Regions from separate parts of the Homo sapiens genome. Here region 2 is linked to region 1. Evidence: read pairs that join two places in POLR2A ChIA-PET (ENCODE). Cell type or tissue: GM12878. All regions are shown on one strand. Links, peaks and the distances in the headings refer to the core of each region. The heading gives the core; the rest is flanking DNA. Region 1 overlaps TCF20 (transcription factor 20). Region 2 has its middle 26 kb from the start of NFAM1.

Region 1 (4,395 bases), core at 231-4,230:
CAGGCTGTCCTTGAACTCCTGGGCTCAAGCAATTCTCCCATCTCAGCCTCCAAAAGTGCTAAGATTACAAGCATGAAAGTTTCACCCTCTCAAAAAGAGACAAGAGGGAGGAACAGGTAATTTTTCTTGCGCAGCCTCTGTGAGGATTAGACAGTGGGATCTGTGGCAGCCACAGTATCACCATGAGGGGACAGCCCTGAAGACAAAGCCAGCCTGCTGAGGACAGAAGAGTGGCAAGATGGAGAGACCTGGGCCTACCATGACACTGTCAAGCACTAAATCACCCAAACCCAGGACCAGGCCACCTCTAGCCTTGTTACAGGAAACTTGGGTGCTGCTGTAGAAGGGTTAAGTATGCATGCTCTGGAACCTAAATAACTGCCTGGTAAGTGGCTCCACTTTCTAGCTCTGCCTTCTTGGCCAAACTCCTAACCTCTGTTCCTCAACCTACAGACGTGGGACTAATAATAGCACTCACCTCATAGAAATGTCATAAGGGTTAAATGAATTAATTCAGGCTTAAAACAGTGGCTGGGTCAAAAGTGCTAAGTAAATGTGACCCAAGATGACCATGTGTCAGACATATGCTAGATAATCTACAAAGACCATCTCATGAAAAGCAACCACACAGCAGGCCTCATCACCATCCCGGTTTACAAGAGGAAAGAGAAGACGTGGAGCTTAGATCTGAACAATGTCCATTTGCTTCCTACCTCAACTCCACAACCTGGCAAGCAGTGTGCAAACTCCACTATGATTAATTTATAACATTGCATCCAAAGGGGAAAGACTCTCAGGCTGTATTAGGGACTTAGAGAAAGATCCTTAAAGACAGTTTAGTTCAGTGGTTTTTGAAGTGTGGTCCCCTGGAACAGCAGCATCAGCAACACTCAGGGACTTGTCAGAAATGCAGTTTTGTTTTTTGGGTTATTTTTGAGACAGAGTCTCGTTCTGTCACCCAGGCTAGAGTGCAGTGGCACAGTCTTGGCTCACTGCAACCTCCGACTCCCATGTTCAAGTGATTCTCGTGCCTCAGCTTCCCAAGTAGCTAGGATTACAGGCATGAACCACCACACCTGGCAACTTTTTGTTTTTTTACTAGAGACGGGGTTTCAACATGTTGGCCAGGCTGGTCTTGAACTTCTGACCTCAAGTGATCCACCTGCCTTGGCTTCCCAAAGTGCTGGGATTACAGGCGTGAGCCACTGTGCTTGGCAGAAATGCACGCTTTTGAGCCCCACCTAAATCTGTGTTGTGAGAAGTCCTCCAGGCTATTCTGATGTACAATGCAGTTTGAGGACCACTGGTCTAATTCAACTCCCCAACTTTTCAGATGCGGAAAAAAGAAACCCAGAGAGACACAATGACTGGGTGAGCTAGGATTACTGGATTACTGGTTTCCTGAGAGCCATTCAGTGTTCTGTCTCCTACAGAGCAATCAGATCTTGGGATATGGTAGGCAGAATCCCAAGAACCTGTGATCTTATATATACAAAATCAACTTTGTGGATGAGATTAAGTCAAGGACCTTGAGATGGGAAGAATATGCTAGGTTATCCAGGTGGGCCCAATCTAATCACACAGGCCCATAAAAGCAAACGATTCCCCCCCAGAGGGAGTTACAGTTGTCAGCTTCAGGGAGACCTGATGATTTGCCAGCAGGGTCATAGGTGCAATGCTGCTGGCCTGGAAGATGGGAGAAGGGACAGGGCGGCAGCTGCAGAATTTTTAAAAGGCAAGGAAGCATGTTCTCCCCTAAGACTCTGGACTTTTCCAAAGCCCAGCCCACACCTCAATTCCAGCCCAGTAAGACACCTGTGTTGGACTTTGAACCTACAGAACTGTAAGCAGAACTGTATTAACAAGTTTGTGGTAAGGTGTTATGACAATGATAGAAAACTAATACACGGGGATTTCCCAAGACTCTCAAGTGATTGTTCATTTTCCTTTTAGGTTCTTTTTTTTTTTTTTTGATGGAGTTTCGCTCTTGTCGCTCTGGAGTGCAATGGCATGATCTCGGCTCACCGCAACCTCCACCTCCCGGGTTCAAGCGATTCCCCTGCCTCAGCCTCCCGAGTAGATGGGATTACAGGCACCTGCCACCACGCCCAGCTAATCTTTGTATTTTTAGTAGAGATGAGGTTTCACCATGTTGGCCAGGCTAGTCTTGAACTCCTGATCTCAGGTGATCTGCCCACCTCAGCCTCTCAAAGTGCTGGGATTACAGGCATCAGCCACCGCACCTGGCCTTAGGTTCTTTAATGCAACAGATTTCTCCCTCAATTTGCCTAGTGAAACCTACAATTTCACTAGGCAAATTGTGACATCAGGAGATCAATAAAGAAGGAACTCTGGGTCTGTCTTCGACATCTGTTTTTCTTGTAGAAGAAACAAGAGGCTAAAGCAAAGTGACCTGCTAAAGATCACATAGCTAGTAAGAGAACTTAGAACTTTACCTCTTTTTCTTCTGAACCCCAAGTTCAACTTTCTTCATACCATACCATGACGCCTGTTAGCCCCCTTCATTCACTCAACTATCCAACATTTGAAAAGTACTTTCTAGGTGCCAGGTGCCAAAGATAGAATATAAATACTTATCTATAGTATCTTCCATGTGTAAGGTTTTCCCTTCTACCCAAAAATCAATACCCAGGCCAGTACAATTTCTAATTAAATTTTTATTCTATACTTTTTACCTGGAGTAGCTATTTGCATTATCATCCTCCTATGCTACAAATAATATATTAAAGTCACTGCACAGCTAAATGTCCTTTGTTTTTGACCACAGTGTTACTACATTCACTCCAAGCAGAGGTAAGTCCATACAATACTGCTCCCCAGGAAGAATGAGACACATTGGGGGCTCCAAGCATGATTTCTAAATTAAGACACATTTTAAAAATAAGGAATGGCCCAAACTTCAAAATCTTTTAATAGTAAATTTTTTATTATGGAAGGGAATAAAAACTATTTTTAAAGAACTCTAATAAGAACCTCACATTTTTTGATACTCTAAACTTGGGAAATAAATTATAAAAGGTATTATTAGTTTTGGGACATGTTTTAACGGAAAGTGGCCCAGATACAGAGCTTGAACCTTTCACCAGACTTTGTCACTGTCTCAGAGGCAGGGCTCGCTGACTTGAGGTAGCAAACTGCAAGGACTGAGTCAACTAGCGTTGTTTAATCCTTATCTGAGGGAAGCTTTAAGGGAGCCTTCTCCAAGCCTGATGCCTGCTCATTCACAGAAAGGCTCTTTCTTATGAGATATAACAGCAACCTGAATCATCATCCTGTTTAATTAGCATCTCAGAGCAGCCTCAGAACACCAAAGCAACTGGGTCACAGTAGTATTATAGCACACTGATGACAACTGGTTTTGTTCAAGCCTTGCAGATTACCCTCCACTACTGTGCCTAAGACGGCTCTTATCCAGCATGGCACACACTTCTGCTCATGCTCACAATATTTACTTACTCATGTTTGTCCATCTCCCCTAAACTGTGAGACTTGTTCTTGCACCCCCCAAGGACTGGCACACCATAGGCACTGTAAATGTGGGCTGATGGAATGAATGCAATGTCTGACAAACTTGAGAGCCTGAAGACAACTAATGAGGATACTCTTCAATGAGTTACAAAACTGATGCTGGTGGAGCTTGGAGAATGTGGAACAAGGTATGTGTTCATTTTTGGCCACCAGCAAAAAGTTTTTTGTCCTTTTAATTATGCCTCCTACATCTAGGATGGAAGCCGCTGTCCTCCCAGCTATCAATGCCAACTACGTGGCAGCTAGATGGGCTACATACAAGGAGCTACCCTTCAAGGCCCTGTGAGCATTTCTTTGATGCAACTCTGCATCCTATCAAGCTTCTTAAAGACTACTTCAAAGTGTTAGCCAAAGCAATACATACATAGCCCTAGGTGTTTTGGTCCTTACTTCCTTAGAGCTAGACGATCTCCTTACGTTTCTTCATGAAAAGCTCATGAGACTGGCTGGAGAACCTTTAACTTGCCATTAACACAAAGACTGAGGGAATGGGCTCTGGCACCAGCCTCTGGGACCTGCACCACGGCCCAGTACCACCAAGGCTTCCCAGTCAACCTCAGAGGGACAGAGACTTGTCCAGTTCTTCTCAGGTCCATTTACTCAGTGCTACTCAAGTTATGGTACATGGATTTAGAATCTGCACTTATGTCCTACAGCTGCTCCGGCAAAAGTGCCAGTTTCAGAAACTGAATCCATTAAATACACACTTAATCAATTATGATGTCAGTATGAAACATCAGCCAGCCACTCACTGGCTAAGGGCTAATTGTGTGTACTTAAGACAAAAGTTCCAGGCTTGACTAGCTTTTTAGAATAAATGTGGTTGGTCTAATGTGCATACTGTCC
Region 2 (4,395 bases), core at 279-4,278, 270 kb after region 1:
ACCAGGGATAAAGAGGTTAATTCAATAATGATTAAGGGGTCAGTTATTCCAGAGGACATAACAATTCTAAACGTTTATGTACCTAATAACAGAGCTTCAAAACACTTGAAGCAAAAACTTATAGAACAGCAAAGAGAAATGGAAAAGTTGACAATCATAGTTGAAGATGTCAATACCCTGCTTTCAATAATTGATAGAATTGATAGAATAGCTGGGTATAGCCGTGTATCACCTGTAGTCCCAGCTACTCAGGAGGCTGTGGCAGGAGAAGCACTTTAGCCCAGGACTTGAGTCTAGTCTGGACAACATAGTGAGATCCCACCTCTGAATAAATACATAGAAATTGATAGAATGAATAGACAGAAAACCAGCAAATATATAGAAGATTTGAACAACATTATCAACCAACTCGATCCAATGGACATTTATAAAACACTTTACCCAACAACAGCAGAATACACATTCCTCTCAAGTTCACACAGAATATTTACCAACATAGACAATATTCTGAGACATTAAACAAGTCTCAGTACATTTAAAGGGACTCAAGTCATTCAAAGTATGCTCTCTTACAATGGAATTAAATTAGAAATTGGTAACAGAAAGAGCTCTGAAAATGCCCAAATAACTTGAAAACGAAATAACACACTTCTAAATAATCCACGGGTCAAAAAAGAAGTCAAAAGAGAAGTCAGAAAGTATTTTGAACTGACTGAAAAGGAAAACCCAACATATCAAGTTGTGTGGTATTATTAGCTGTACGTTTCTTTGTAGATGCTATTTATCAGGTTGAAGAAGTTCTCTATTCTCAGTTTGCTGGGAATTTTTTTTTTTGTTTTTTGTTTTTTGAAACTGATTCTGGCTCTGTCACTCAGGCTGGAGTGCAGTGGCGTGATCTCGGCTCACTGCAAGCTCTGCCTCCTGGGTTCACACCATTCTCCTGCCTCAGCCTCCCGAATAGCTGGGACTACAGGCGCCCGCCACCACGCCCGGCTAATTTTTTGTATTTTTAGTAGAGACGGGGTTTCACTGTGTTAGCCAGGATTGTCTCGATTTCCTGACCTCGTGATCTGCCCGCCTCGGCCTCCCAAAGTGCTGGGATTACAGGCATGAGCCACCACGCCCGGCCATTTTTTTTTTTTTTAATTATGAATGGGTGTTGGATTTTTGTCAAAAGCTTTTCTTGCATCAATTGATATGATCCTATGATTTTCTTCTTTATCCTGTTGGTATGCTAAATTGCATTAATTTTTTTGTGTTTTTGTTTTATGAGACTGAGTCTCACTCTGTAGTCCAAGCTGAAGTGCAGTGGCATGCAGTGGTCAGCTCACTGCGACCTCCGCCTCCGGGGCTCGGGCTTAAGCTATTCTCGTGCCTCAGCCTCCCGAGAAGCTGGGACTACAGGCGCATGTCACATGCCACCATGCCCAGCTAATTGTTTGTATTTTAGTAGAGATGGGGTTTCACCATGTTGCCCAGAGTGGTCTCGAACTCCTGATCTCAGGCCATCCACCTGCCTCGGCCTCCCAAAATGCTGAGATTACAGGTGTGAGCCACTGTGCCCTGCCTAATTAATTTTTGAATATTGAGTCAGCTTTGCACACTGCCAATGCAATCAAGATGTAGTTATTCTTAGGCTGGGCATGGTGGCTCACACCTGTAATCCCAGGACTTTGGGAGGCCGAGGAAGGTGGATCACTGGAGGTCAGGAGTTCAAAACCAGCCTGGCCAACATGGTGAAACCCCGTCTCTACTAAAAATACAAAAAACTAATCAGGCATTGTGGCGTGTGTCTGCTACTCAGGAGGCTGAGGCAGAAGAATGGCTTGAACCCGGGAGGCGGGAGGTTGCAGTGAGCCAAGATCACGCCACTGCACTCCAGCCTGGGCAACAGAGCAAGACTCTGTCTCAAAAAAAAAAAAGTAGTAGTTATTCTTTCTCTACCCCCTCTCCCTTCCCACTGACTGAGGCAGGCAATGATGATGAAGCCTTAGGCAGAGGAGATGGAAGGTGATGTGCTCCGGAATCACTGTATGGGGGAAAACCCCCTCATCAACCACAAACACTCACACTGGTCAGTCATGTGAGTGAGAAACACATGTCTTTTGGGTTAAGACGTTAATATTTGGGGATTTATATTAGGGGATTTATTTATTACAACAGCTAGCGTTTCCTTGCTGTTAACCTCAAAAATCATCAGTGTATCTCGAAAGACACATTCTTCTTCTTCTTCTCTTTTTAATTGAGATGGAGTCTCGCTCTGTTGCCCAAGCTGGAGTGCAGTGATGCAATCTTGGCTCACTGCAACCTCTGCTGGCCAGGTTCAAGCAATTCTCCTGCCTCAGCGTCCAGAGTAGCTGGTATTACAGGTGCCCATCACCACGCCCAGCTAATTTTTGTATTTTTAGTAGAGACAGAGGTTCGCCATGTTGGCCAGGCTGGTCTCGAACTCCTGACCTCAGGTGATCCACCTGCCTTGGCCTCCCAAAGTGCTGGGATGACAGGTTGGAGCCTCTGCGCCCAGCCCAATTCTTGAGTATTAAATGCTTAACTGCCTTGTTATACCTCCTGTACTAAGAACACTAAAAATGTAGAGCATTTTAGACAAGAAACCTAATTAAAAAAAAAAAAAAAAAACCCAGTTCAAAAGCATTTGGGAGTGATTCAGAAAACCACAGCCCCGGAGCTATAGTCTCTGAAGATGCGGGGCCTGGACCTCTCTGCATTCCCCCATTGGTGTCTGCTGAAGACTAGCGTCTGCAGAAATCCCAGTCTGTACACAGGCTGAGACTATTCCTTTTCCCTACATCCTGGTGATGGGCACACACACACCTCAAGGGAGGCGTCGATGCTCTCAGGCACTGAACTTGTTCCCGTGTCTTTATGTTTCATGATCGTATATGAGAGAGGGAGCGTGGCCTGGAACTGTACACAAAATGTGACCGAAAACAGCCTCTCGCTGTTTCCAATTAAACAACCTGCTCGAGCCTTTGGTTTCTCTCCATCACTTCCTGTCTCAATCTCACTGACGTCTTCTTTTTTAGCAAAATGCATTTGTATTTCAAGCAGAAGATCAATGGTTACATTTTAAAACGCTAAATATCTTTTCTGCCAGGCCGAATGGGGGTGTTTCTCCCATCCTTCTCTGCACGTCTTCTCATCTTAAAGCGATGGAATTGAGTTCTGTGAAATCCGATCTGGTGTTTAAGCTCTGATTTATAACAAATTACCTATGTGGCACTCAAGAAAGAACTTGTATGTCAGATAACACTGGAGTTTGATTTCACCACCCTGCCCCCAAACCCGTTTATTCATTCATGGCGGGGAGAGATCCAGAGGGCCGGAGCAATTTCATCAACCCTGGAATTCGCGCATGGAGCCTCCTCTCCCCAGACCATCCTGCTACCATGAATAGACAGCACGTGGCCGCCTTTTATGATAAGGTCAGAGGAAAGGAGTGCATAGAGAGAGGCCGTTTGGAGAGTCGGAGCTGTAAGTTTCAGGTATAAAACCTGAATAGTACCAGTCCTCTTGCCTGGGGCCAGATCAGACAGGAGGGAGGAGGTGGAAGGCAACTGTTCCACCTCCCGAGGTGATTCCTTTGGACGCCTGAATCCTTTGGATTCCCTGGCTCCCAGCAGCGGACTCTGCCCTCAGCCATCTTTATCACTCCTGATTAGGGCTGCAGACGCCTCCCTCCCCACCCTGCCTTGCCAGGCTTTGTGGCTCCCCGGGCTCGTTTTCTGATAGAGCTGTCAGTTTTTACTACTGATAGGAGAAATCATTTTCTTTCTTAGCTGAATGTTAATTGGCTCCCCTCCCCCATTCACTTAGTATATCCCGTCCCCTATTTTTTTTTTTTACCCCAAGGAAAAGGTACCTTAGTAGAGACACATTTCGGAAAGACAAAGAAGGTGTTTCTTGCTAAATTGCTAATTGGTAACTGAAATCAGAGGTTAAGAAAAAGCTAAAGAGGAGAGCGAGGAAGGAATTAGGACCACATGTTTCTGTAGCTTGAGGTGAGCTGGCGCCGCCTAAATGCTCCTCGGATGCAGCACCTGCTTTCTGTAGCGGGCTCAATATTCAATAAGGAGACCCACGAGATCAGCTGGGGCCAGTTGAGCAAACATTGACATCTTGGAGGTACCAGGCACCAAGACAGGTCCTAGAGATGCGGAGGTGACTAAGACCCTTTGACAGTCCTATGGGACAAAGTGTCAGTTTGATGTGATGGGAGCAGTGGCAAAGGTAAACCAGGATACTGCGAGACTCACCGAGGGTCACAGAAACTTCCTGGAGAAAGCGAAGTTAGAGCTAGGCTTTGTACGATAACTAGGAGTTGGCTGGGAGATGGTGGCGGCAGTAACATCCCAGGTAGAAGAGACAGCTTGTGGA

Evidence for each region. ChIA-PET counts read pairs that join two places held together with the same protein. Peaks named below come from ENCODE experiments on the same cell type or tissue, not always from the same donor. Only the 100,000 strongest peaks of a DNase experiment are listed, where the experiment ranks them.
Region 2: POLR2A ChIA-PET joins it to region 1 with 7 read pairs; 6 of 35 experiments call an interaction of 5 or more read pairs at or near these places.

Annotation. Positions count from the first base shown.
Region 1 is chr22:42,181,820-42,186,214 of GRCh38, forward strand. All of the region lies in intron 2 of TCF20 (transcription factor 20), which reads right to left. Among named protein-coding and RNA genes, the nearest start is that of CYP2D6, 53 kb to the left of the region's middle. In GM12878, for the core only: no CTCF peak of the experiment used is centred there; a DNase peak (open chromatin) is centred at 1,882; H3K27ac peaks cover 371 bases.
Region 2 is chr22:42,456,218-42,460,612 of GRCh38, forward strand. No RefSeq gene overlaps it. Among named protein-coding and RNA genes, the nearest start is that of NFAM1, 26 kb to the left of the region's middle. RefSeq lists an enhancer at 1,930-2,089. In GM12878, for the core only: a CTCF peak has its summit at 2,299 (motif pointing left); a DNase peak (open chromatin) is centred at 2,084.